2 separate regions of the Homo sapiens genome follow, and region 1 is linked to region 2. A link is a contact called in ENCODE Hi-C or POLR2A ChIA-PET data. All regions are on one chromosome and are shown on one strand. The core of a region is the stretch at or near the end of the contact, and the rest is flanking DNA. Distances in the headings are between cores, read along the strand shown. Region 1 overlaps PYGB (glycogen phosphorylase B). Region 2 holds the start of ENTPD6 (ectonucleoside triphosphate diphosphohydrolase 6).

Region 1 (5,496 bases), core at 2,171-4,670, 85 kb after region 2:
CAGTGAAGAGCGAGGCTGGTGCAGCTTACCTGTGTGTGGGGCCTGCCCGGGAAGGGCCTACAGGCAGAGCGACCAAGACACCTGGGCCCTGGGCACCCAGGGTCACCTTGTGCAGATCATGTGCCCCTGGGGAGGAGTGAGGGGGATGGAGTTGTGTGCGGTACATAGGGGAGCTGCAGGAGGGATCACGTTTACCTCCAGGGATGGGGGTGAGGGGAAGTAATGCAGCGGCTGGGGGAGTCCTGTGCTCGAGCGAGTTTCCTTGGCCTTTGCAAGTAGGCCCCTGAGCGGTTGCAGTGCTGGTGCCAGGAGGCATGTGTGTGTTGACCCCGCTCCATTTCTTCTTAGTCAACGTGGGAGACTACATCGAGGCGGTCCTGGACCGGAACTTGGCTGAGAACATCTCCAGGGTCCTGTATCCAAATGATAACGTGAGTAGCTGGCCTGGGCACTCTTGCTCAGGCCGTATCGCTTTCTGGCATAGAGAGGTGGGCTGGCTGGCCGGGCTCCCCAGTGGGGCCTGCTGTTGGCCTTGGCAAGCAGCCACCTGGTGGCCCTCTCGCCTTAGGTGCACACACGATGCCCTTGGGGAGGAGAGGGTGCACTGTCCTCCATAAAGCCCAAGCGGCTCTTCGTGTGCCTCTTGGCAGCTCTGTGGTCCTCTCTCCGAGGACACTCTCTGCCACCTTCCCCTCTTATCCACTCCCCTCATAAACACACAGCCGCTCCTTGGGGCCAGCTGGAGCCCGTCAGCCCTCCAGTCTGTGTGCTGTTCTAGCCTGCAGTGCCACTTCCCCAAGCAGGTGATCTGTCTGTCCAGGGGACCGTAGCGCCTACTTGGCATTGATGCCTGGGGACATTTGAAAGGTCCTTGGCACATGCCCTTCCCATACTAGGTGATGGTGTCGCAGCCATGTTCCCCACTGCCACCTGCATTTAGTGCCCAGTGGCTTTCTTTTTGTTGTTGTTGCCTGACAAGTCCTTAGAAGATGCCCTAGTGGGCAGAGCATGTTTAAAAGTGAGCTTTTTGTTTTATGAAAGTAACCTGTGCACACAGGAGCAAAGGCCTGGGTGCCGGAAGGCTCATCAAAGAGTGCACTCCCCTGTCCCCATGAGACTGTTGGCAGACCCCAAGCCCCAGGTACAGAATGTTCCAGAAGGCCTGTGCTTGGACAGTGCAGCTCCTGAGCAGCGCTGGCACTGTACTTCTGACGGATGGACACTGTGTCCCGGGGTGTGTCCCACAGGCGGGGTTACCTTCCTCAGTGACCTGAGGGCACACAGGCAGGCCCCAGTGTCAGGCAGCTGGGCTGGGCTCCTCTCGGCCTTCTGCCTGCACCTTTGAGCCAGGTCGCTGACCTGGGCTTCCTGGGGGAGGAGAATGGCCCAGCCTGCACCCTCCAGCTTGCTCTGCTGTGTGCAGTTCTTTGAGGGGAAGGAGCTGCGGCTGAAGCAGGAGTACTTCGTGGTGGCCGCCACGCTCCAGGACATCATCCGCCGCTTCAAGTCGTCCAAGTTCGGCTGCCGGGACCCTGTGAGAACCTGTTTCGAGACGTTCCCAGACAAGGTGCATGGTGGCCCTGGGAGGGATCTCAGTGCCAGGGGCTGGGCGCCTTCAGGCTCTTGAGGTTGCTTTCTCATGTCCCAAAAGGGGCTAGAGTGGAATGGTACATGCCCCTTGTCTTGGGGTCTCGTCATTCTGGGCCAGGATCCCACCTGGGCCCTCCCTTCCAGAACAAGGGCCACCGGCCTTGTTAGGAGTCAGGTCAGCAAGGGACATGGTGAAAGGCTCCTGTGCAAAGTCAGATGTGCTGGGCAGGCTAAATGGGGTTATTCCAAACAAAGCCCTATAGTTCCAGTGAGAGAGCCCCCAGCCCCGGTGGCCACGGCTCCTCCCCTCCGGCTGCAGCACATACCCGCAGCAGAGCACACAGCTGTAGGGCACTCACCAGCAGGCACATCGGGCACAGCGCACACCTGCCACAGTGCGAGCCCGACTGTCCTCCCTGCTCCCTCCACAGAACCCCTCCCTGTTCTCCAGGCTTCTCGGGGGTGGGGTGGGCTGGGCTGGCTCCTTCACTTGGGGAGCTTCGTATGCCAACAACCGTGGGTGCCCACGTGGGATGAAATGACTGAATGGCACCCCTTGTGCGACCTTCAGGTGGCCATCCAGCTGAACGACACCCACCCCGCCCTCTCCATCCCTGAGCTCATGCGGATCCTGGTGGACGTGGAGAAGGTGGACTGGGACAAGGTGAGCATGGAGGAAAAGGGCGGCACCTCCCCAGAGCCTGGAGCCCGTGCAGACCAGGGCTACAAGGAGCTGAGCTGGGGGGCCTCTTCCCTGGCCTTGGGAGAGCTGTGTGGTCATCATGCCCAGGAGAGACGCGAGCTGTGGGAGGGGTCTGGTTCCAGGAGACGGAGGTTCCGGGGGCCAGAGTATGGGGTCAGGGCGCGGGGGAGATGATAAGGATAGGGCTGTGACACTTCTCAGGGTTTCCCGTTGGTGCATTCTCATCTTGAAATTTGGTGACAGCTCCCCAAAGCGTTAAGTGTTTAGAGGTCTGTGCTCTATTCATGCACCTGCCCTCGCGATTCAGTGTATTTTGGACTTAAATATGTTTGTGTGGTAGGATTTTCTTAATCTAACCGTTACCAAATCAACATGTGGAACCATAAAACAGGCCAATGTGGTGACTCACACCCGTAATCCTAGTGCTTCGGGAAGCCAAGGCAGGAGGGTTGCTTGAGGCCGGAAGTTAGAGACCAGCCTGGGCAATACAGCAAGACCCCACCTCTAAAAAAAAAGCCAGGTGTGGCAGCACACACCCAGAAAAATAAAACCAAAAGAAACCATAAAACGATTTTTTTTAACTCCGTTTTGTAGAAACCCAAGCCCCTCTCTGGTCTTGGGGTGTGTGCACTCCAGGTGAGGCTGTACCTGTTGTGGGTACCCCAGTTCTGGCCAGCATAGGGCAGGTCTGTGTAGTAACCAGTGTCCTCCCCACCATGTCTGGCCACTTTAGTGGAAATAAATAGAAAACTGCTCAATGGTCTGTCCGTTTACCAGTGACGGCAGAGTGTGAAGGTGACTCCAGGTAGCAGGCGATTGTGTCTTATTTGTGTGTGTGTCACGCACTGGACCATAATGTCACACTTCAGTGGGTTGCGTCAGCAGAGTGAGGGCTCTGGGCTGCGTGTCAGGCTTTCAGAGGGCTCCAGATCCACCTTGGAGAGCAGAGGGGACGGTGGCCCTTCCTGGGGTACCCAGCATCTGCCTGGGATCCTGGACGCTCACCCTGCCTAGGCAACTGGCCAGAGAGCTGCTTGTTTCTAAACAAACACATGGGAACATTCTCTAATGGCCTAGGCCTGGGAAATCACGAAGAAGACCTGTGCATACACCAACCACACTGTGCTGCCTGAGGCCTTGGAGCGCTGGCCCGTGTCCATGTTTGAGAAGCTGCTGCCGCGGCACCTGGAGATAATCTATGCCATCAACCAGCGGCACCTGGACGTGAGTGTGGGCCCAGCTGGCCGTGTAGGGTGGCGGCTACACCCATGCCAACGGCCCCCCACCTGGCCTGGGAGAGGAGGTGCTTTGCTCCTTGAACGAGGCACCCTCTGTTCAGCAGAGGATGCTTGGGGCTGGGGGCTGTCCCTTGGCAGAGCTATTGGCTGATCCCCACGCCTGGCCCACAGCCTCAGGTTCCTCTTTGTAAATTAAATTGCACGTCCTCTCCCTCAGACCCATCTTCCTCAGACAGCAGCCCTGTGGGTCCCTGGGCCGGGCTGGGCCCTTTCCTGGGCTGGGGAGTTGGGTGAGCGAGAGCCTCCTCCTCAAGCTGGGCCTGGGCTCTTGTGAGATGCCTTGGAGGTGCCTGCTGGGTCTGGGAGCACTTGAGGGAGGTCTGGCTGTCACAGCCCCAGAACTTCCCTGGAGGCAGCAGAGCTTCCCATGGGTGGTCATGGAGTGTCCCCTGGTCATGGGGAGTGCTGGGTCTCCGTGGGGCCTCCTGTGCCCACCCACCTGCCTCTGTGTTTTGGCACCAGCACGTGGCCGCGCTGTTTCCCGGCGATGTGGACCGCCTGCGCAGGATGTCTGTGATCGAGGAGGGGGACTGCAAGCGGATCAACATGGCCCACCTGTGTGTGATTGGGTCCCATGCTGTCAATGGTGTGGCGAGGATCCACTCGGAGATCGTGAAACAGTCGGTGTGAGTGGGGCGCTTGCCCGAGCGGGGCCAGCTCTGTCTGACACCCAGGCCTGCGTCTAGGACCATCCACCAAACACATGGACCCAGCTATATAGCATACAACCTGTGCCACTAGGCCCCTGCCTCCATAGGAATGACAGAGCTGCCCAGAACACCCTGTCAGGGTCACGCCTTGTTGTGCGTTCACCGACCAGCACACGGGGGCCTCTGGAGGGCTCTGGCTCTGCGGGCAACGGGGAGACGGCTTTGTCTCCTGTTGCTCTCCTGCGCCCCTGCCTTCCTGGGGGTCCAGTCGGAGGCTCTGCACCACTGGTCCACCTGCCGCTGGCAGGGCTTGGACAGGGCTTGAAGGTGGGATTCTTAGGTCAGATCTTGTTCTTGCCCCTCTTAGGTGGGGCGTGATCTAGGAATTACTCCCACTCTTTCACGTAGCATGTGCTGAGCACCTACTGTGAGTACTGAGCAGGCAGCAGCCGGCGGGAGCGGAGGCTGTGCCCGGGGCTGGGCTGCAGGCTCTGTGCGTGGCGCCCGCAGCAAGCTTCGTGTCGGGCCCCTCCCCAGTAGCTATGAGGAAACCGAGCGCAGCTTCTCAAGCCCTGAAGTCCTGCGGTCTCGGCTGTCATGACTTGGACACCTGTTTCCGCACGGACCGCTCTGGAGAATGGCCAGGCTCTAATGCCTGCAAGGTTGTGGTTGGGCAAACCGCACAGCCAGCCACAGATGCCCCGGGGTGCAGGTGCTGCCTTCGTATGGCTCCCAGAGCCTGCAGCTGCCGCGGTCACTCTGTTCTCCTTAGAAAACAGAACAGAACCACTGAGCTTGAGGGCTCCTGGGACCTCCTTAAAAGGACTTTAAGGTCTGTTGCTCACCTGGTGCAGGGCACAGCATTTGTGACAGTTCCCTGTTCTCTGTGTTTGCAGCTTTAAGGATTTTTATGAACTGGAGCCAGAGAAGTTCCAGAATAAGACCAATGGCATCACCCCCCGCCGGTGGCTGCTGCTGTGCAACCCGGGGCTGGCCGATACCATCGTGGAGGTGAGTCCCGGGCCCCACCCGTGCCTGTGGAGATGCCTGGGCTGAGAACCGCGGGCCATGTCATCAGCCCCTGCTGAGCGGTTGCTGAGTAGGCAGGAGTCTGTCCCTCACGTGTTGACCTGCAGGCTTCTGGACATGAGGGCTGAGCCCCTGAACATGGGCGCTGAGCTGGGCAGTCACCCATTGGGCCTGGCGGGTCCTGTGTGCGAGTTCAGAAGCCGAGCTTTAGGGAGGGCTGGGGTGT
Region 2 (5,672 bases), core at 3,170-5,669:
GCTTCTGGCTGACAAGTGAAAACATTAGAAGCACCCTCATCAATCCATCCATTTCTTCAAGAAATATTTTATATGTTGACTTCATTTGAGTTTACCCAAAGGCAGTTTGAGTCAAGAGCTTAGATGCAGGTAGTTGACCTGGGAGGTGATTCCCAGAAGCAGGAGAGAGAGAGAGAGAGAGAACCGAGAAAGATCGGAGGACCAACCCAAGGGGGCATTACTGAGCTGATCACCACTAAGGGTCACTGAGGCTCACTTCTACTGAGGACTCAGAATTGGTCCTCTGGGGACAGAAGGCTGAGGTATATATCCCCAGTTAATTAAGGGTTGCTGTGAAGGAGGTTCACTGTGCATTGGTTACCAACATGTCTGTGTCCAGTGAGAGAGAACGCATTCATACTCAATAAGTTATATGAAGCAAATTTATTACTTACAGACAGGCAGCAAGGGACAAGAGGAGCATTCATTGCAAGCTGGTTGCCTGAGGCTCAGGAAATCTGCTCAGGGCAAATGGAGTCTCAACTGGGCATGCCCCACTTGCACCACAGACGAGGAATGCCAGAGAGCAGCCTGCCCTGGGTTTAACATCCCAGGGTAATGTGATTTGCTGGGCAGTGTTGAAGGACATCCTATTTTCAGCAGGAGACTGGAACTGACCTTGGGCTGTTCAGCCAGTTCTCCCTTATCTCAAGATGCTGCAATCCTAGCACATTCTGCAGTTATTCCTGAGAACTACATGGTAAAAAGGGGACTGGGTCTGTCCAAGGCCACCCAAACTGCCCTGCAGTTGCCCCGGGGATGTTAAATTTCCCTGAATTCCAGGCTGCGCCTGCTCCCAAGGCTTCCGGAGAAAGTCGTAAGATAAGCCCTAAAGAGGACAGCAACGAGATGCTTGAGGTGGCAGCATTCAGGGGAACTCTCCACAACAATCAGAGAGCTGACGGCAGAGGCAGGCAAGGGACATTAGCACCAATAATGTATGCTACAGGCACCTACCATGTTCTAGACAGAGTGCCAGACATGCAGCAGTGAGCAGGACAGACCAACTTATTTGTTCTCATGGAGCTTCATTTCAGTAGTGGAACAAAGAATTTACCAATAAACAAGTCAGCAAACAAGTAATGACGGGTGTTGTGTCTTTGCAAAAATTATGACAATAAGAAAAATATGACATAGGAAAATTACAACAGTGAAAGAAAGCTGGCCTAACCGACTCCATCTTCTAACCTCCAATCTGCCTTTGCACATTCCTGGGCATAGGCCAAACAAATCTGTGGAGAAACTTAGTTTATAATTTCACTTTAAACCAAATATAACAGCCCCCCCCTGAAACAAACCTCCTTCTTGCTTGGGGACCAGACCACCTTTGTGAAACTAACAAATTAGCCACAAGATTAAAATTTATGGGCCGGGCGCGATGGCTCACACCTGTAATCCCAGCACTTTGGGAGGCCAGGGTGGGCAGATCACCTGAGGTCAGTAGTTCAAGACCAGCCTGGCCAACATGGTGAAACCCTGTCTCTACTAAAAATATAAAAATTAGCCGGGCGTGGTGGCAGGTGCCTGTAATCCCAGCTACTCAGGAGGCTGAGGCAGGATAATTGCTTGAACCCGGGAGGCAGAGGTTGCAGCGAGCCGAGATCACACCATTGCACTCCAGCCTGGGGGACAAGAGCAAGACTTCATCTCAAAAAAAAAAAAAAAAAAAAATTATGGCTTAGGAGTCATGCAGCCCGAAGCCACAAGATTCCTAACCTCCATAATTGCTCCAATAGATAATATTACTATTATATAACATAAGATTGGTGTTCAAGGTATTTTTCAGACCCCACATTGTGATGGACTAGCCACCCAGACTGGTAAACTGGCTATCTCGTCTTGTGACCCCAACCCAGGAACTAACCCAGAGCAAGACGAAAGCTTCATCTCTTCAGGATTTCATCCCTAACCCAACCAATCAGCACTCACCATTCCCTAGCCCCCTGACTGCTAAACTATCTTTTAAAAACCCTAGCCTCCAGACTGGCACAATCCCAGCACTTTGGGAGGCCAAGGAGGGCAAATCACTTGAGAGCAGGAGTTCGAGACCAGCCTGGCCAACACGGTGAAACCCCGTCTCTACTAAAAATACAAATAATTAGCTGGGCATGGTGGTGTGCGCTTGTAATCCCAGCTACTTGTAAGGCTGAGGCATGAGAATCGCTTGAACAGGAGGTGGAGGTTGCAGTAAGCCTAGACTGCACCACTGCACTCCAGCCTGGACAACAAAGCAAGACACTGTCTCAAAAACAAACCCCCCCCAAAAAATTCCTTAGACTCCGAATTTGAGGAGAGGCTGATTTGAGGAGTAATAAGCCTCTGCTCTCCTGGTTAGCCAGCTCTATGTGTATCGAACTCTTTATTGCAATTCCCATCTTGAAAAATTGGCTCTATCTGGGCGACAGGCAAGAAGAAGCTGTTGGGTGGTTACAGTGTGATGAGTGCTATGAAGGAAATAACATAAAAGGTGACAGAGAATAACTAGAGGAGGCCATTCTAGATAAAATGGTCTGAGGAGGTGACATTTGAGCTGAGTATTAAACATTGAGAAACAATCTACGAAGGGAAGATGTGGTGCAAGACCTTTCCAAGCAGTGTATAATACACACAAAAGCCCATGCCAGCAAAAAGATTTTACTTTCACAAATTCTAGAAACTCTAAGAGTAAAAAGTGGTGAAAAGAAAGGAAGTGATAACACATGTTGCCAAGTGCAGCAGGCAGAAACAGGGCCATCACCACTTCACGACAGGATCTCAAAATACTAGGAAGTGTAAATTAAAACCATGAGATATAGTTTTGTCATTATTGGATTGGGAAAGATCCAAAAGTTTGGAAAGACCCCACTGGTGAAGATGTGTGGAAACCCACAGTCTTACACATTATTTGCCAGAGTGTAAATTAGTACAGTGTCTAAGGGGGGCAATTTAGCCACGTTTGGCTAATATATTATTTTAAAGGACATATCCCACCATAGCCAATTCCACCTCTAAGAATATTTCTGACAGATATACCCACATGCATGCACAAAGACAATCCACGGGATCCAGTCACATTATTCCTAACCCAAAGCAACTGGGAAACACTTCAAGGTCCATCAGTGAAGGCCCGCATAGGCTAACCTCTGTAATAACCAAATCTCAGTGGCAGTGTCCAACCAGGTGCTTGTGGGCGACCTTCCAACAGGCACCGCATTGCCCGGCTGCCAGGCCGGGCCTGTGTACTGTCCCCGCATCCCATACAGCTAGCACTTATTCACCCTCAAAAGCGTCCCATCCTGAAAATAAACTCTTGCCCACTTGGTGCTTCAGGAACCTGGGCTTCTTCCACTAATAGCTCTCCCAGATGCCCCAGTGCGCAGGTGGGGCCGTCCTCTAGGACCAGGCCTGGCTGGGGCGCACCCACACCTCCTTGGCCAGACGCCATGGGCCGGGAAGGGGCTCTGGCCCTTGCGGGAATGAGGGCGCCTAGCATAGGTGTGCAAGTGGGCAGCCCCCACCGTGGGGTCCTTAAGTAAGCTGGAGCCTGTGAGCCAGGACAGTCAGGAGTTGCAACCTTGGTGATTTCTAGGAAGACAGAAAATGGGGTCAAGGGCCGGGTGTGGTGGCTTATGCCTATAGACCCAGCACTTTGGGAGGCCGAGGCAGGCGGATCACCTTAGGTCAGGAGTTCGAGACCAGCCTGACCAACAGGGCGAAACCTCGTCACTACTAAAGGTACAAAAATTAGCCAGGCGTGGTGGCGCACACCTGTAATCCCAGCTACTCAGGAAGCTGAGGCAACAGAATCGCTTGAACCCGGGAGGCAGAGGTTGCAGTGAGCTGAGACCACATCACTGCACTCCAGCCTGGGTGAGAACCTGTTAAAAAAAAAAATAAGAAAATGGGGTCAAGAAACGGTGGGAGGAGGGCAGATTTCATGAACCTGCCTGCTATGATGTGGCTGCATTTCCATCATGCATTGTCCTAAAAAAAGAAAAAGAAAAAAATAAAATGTAGACGTGGAGGGATGGGGGAAATTGCACAGGCCGGTCCAGGCTGTGAGGCTGCCCCCTACCAGGGACGACGAGGGCCAGCTCCGCCGCGCCGTAAGGAAACTGGCCAAGGGAACCCCTTGAATCTGGCGAGGGCCCGCCATGAGACGCTCGGGGAACCAGACTGCCGAGCCCCCCTCTCTGGGCCGACGCCAGCCCGGCTGTGGACTGGAGAAAACCGCAAGGCCACCTGCAGAAAGAAAAGAAGGCCATCGCGCCTACGCAGCTGAGCACCCATACTCCGCCCGCGCCTGCGCAACTGGGTCCCCCGACCCCCACCTCCTCTCCCGCCTGCGCATGCGCGGCTGGGTGCGCCCCCCCGCCCAGCCTGTGACGCCACGTGCATGGGGCGGAGCCCAGGCCCTAGGGAATCGTGGGGTCGTATCCCGCGGGTGGAGGCCGGGGTGGCGCCGGCCGGGGCGGGGGAGCCCAAAAGACCGGCTGCCGCCTGCTCCCCGGAAAAGGGCACTCGTCTCCGTGGGTGTGGCGGAGCGCGCGGTGCATGGTAAGCGGCGGGCCGGGGCGCTGGCGGGGGCGGCCGGGGATCACCGACTGTAGGCGGGCCTCCCCCACGCGGGCGCGCTGCGCTCCGGAGGACGGCCTCGGGGTCACTCGCACCCCGGGTCCCACCTCCTGCTGCCTTCCTGTCCAGGCTCCATTAGGGCTCCCTGGATGTCTGGGCTCCGCTGACCGGTGGGGGGCAAGTCCAGTGTTTTGGGCCACAGGGCGGGCCAAATAGCAGGGGCCTGTAGCCCCAGGGGGCCCCAGCCCTGCTGCGTTCATTCATTCAGCCCGCTTTTGCGGACCCGCCCCCAGTCTGCGTCAGGGACAGACCCCTCCGCCCTGGATGAGCCCGGCGGGGAAGCTTCGCGTAGCAGTTTCTGGGAAACAGGTAGGATCAGGCCGCTCGGACAGGACTGAGGGTGTAAGGACGATTCACCCTGGCATTGGGGTGGTGTCCCGAGGAGCTCATAGGTGGTCAGGGCGGTTCTGCCCGAGCTGACCTGTGAGCCGCGAATGCCCTGGACCGAGGGAGGGAGAGCCCCCTAGGTGGACAGACTAGACTCCTTCAGTGGAAAACATTCAACAGCCAGGAGAGCGTGGAAGAGGAAGGAGAGATGGGAGGGCCCAGGGGAGCGTGGAAGGGAGGGTGTTTTTATTATAAGTGCACCTGTAAGTGCAAAGTGCAAAGGAAGCAGCCGCCGGGAAGTGCCTGGGCAGCTCTGGGTGTCCCTCCAGGCACCTGTATTCCAGCCTTACCTGCGCGAAGCCACACATCCCACGTCACACAGGATACGGGGAAGTCAGCCATAGCCTGCAGGCGGGGAATCTGAAACCTCGCGCAGGAGTTCCTTGGGAGAGGTGGATTACAAGGACTCTTCCTCCCACCCGCTGTGCAAGAGCCATGGGCGGCCGGTAGTCATTTTTGAAGGACCTGGCAAGCACTGTACAAATCTCAAAATTGCTTTTTGTCCCCCTCCCCTTGCCTTGGAGAGAGTGGCTGGCTAGTGTGTGTGTCGTCTGCCTCCTGAAGGTTCGGGTAAAGGACCAGGGAGGTGGGCAGCCCTTTGTGTCAGGAGATCTGGAAGCGCCTCCCCTCCC

What was found. Hi-C counts contacts between places; a loop is a spot of excess contacts on that map. ChIA-PET counts read pairs that join two places held with the same protein, here RNA polymerase II (POLR2A). Pooled maps may share reads with other maps.
Region 1: a loop to region 2 is called in a map of right lobe of liver, with 4 times the contacts of the local background. The contact joins the enhancer-like site here to the promoter of ENTPD6 in region 2. A Hi-C loop is called at or near these places in 13 of 168 maps with a recorded cell type or tissue (CD4-positive, alpha-beta T cell, IMR-90, OCI-LY7 and 9 more), 20 of 37 single-sample maps with no recorded cell type and 25 of 50 pooled maps. POLR2A ChIA-PET finds 5 or more read pairs at or near these places in 3 of 52 experiments (A549, CD4-positive, alpha-beta T cell and GM10248).

The regions. Positions count from the first base shown.
Region 1 is chr20:25,276,896-25,282,391 of GRCh38, forward strand. PYGB (glycogen phosphorylase B) reads left to right here. Exons shown (of 20, transcript NM_002862.4): 7 at 349-431; 8 at 1,424-1,567; 9 at 2,162-2,254; 10 at 3,371-3,517; 11 at 4,054-4,217; 12 at 5,138-5,252. Among named protein-coding and RNA genes, the nearest start is that of PYGB, 32 kb to the left of the region's middle. Within about 2 kb of position 3,421, at least 7 of the 41 ENCODE cell types and tissues checked have a DNase peak (open chromatin) inside an H3K27ac peak, as active enhancers do.
Region 2 is chr20:25,191,293-25,196,964 of GRCh38, forward strand. It overlaps ENTPD6 (ectonucleoside triphosphate diphosphohydrolase 6), which reads left to right and starts at 4,420. Exons shown (of 15, transcript NM_001247.5): 1 at 4,420-4,575. LOC101926889 (a long non-coding RNA gene) reads right to left here and starts at 5,600. Exons shown (of 6, transcript NR_109994.1): 1 at 5,331-5,600. RefSeq lists enhancers at 3,876-4,115, 4,966-5,035, 5,416-5,565 and a silencer at 4,256-4,675.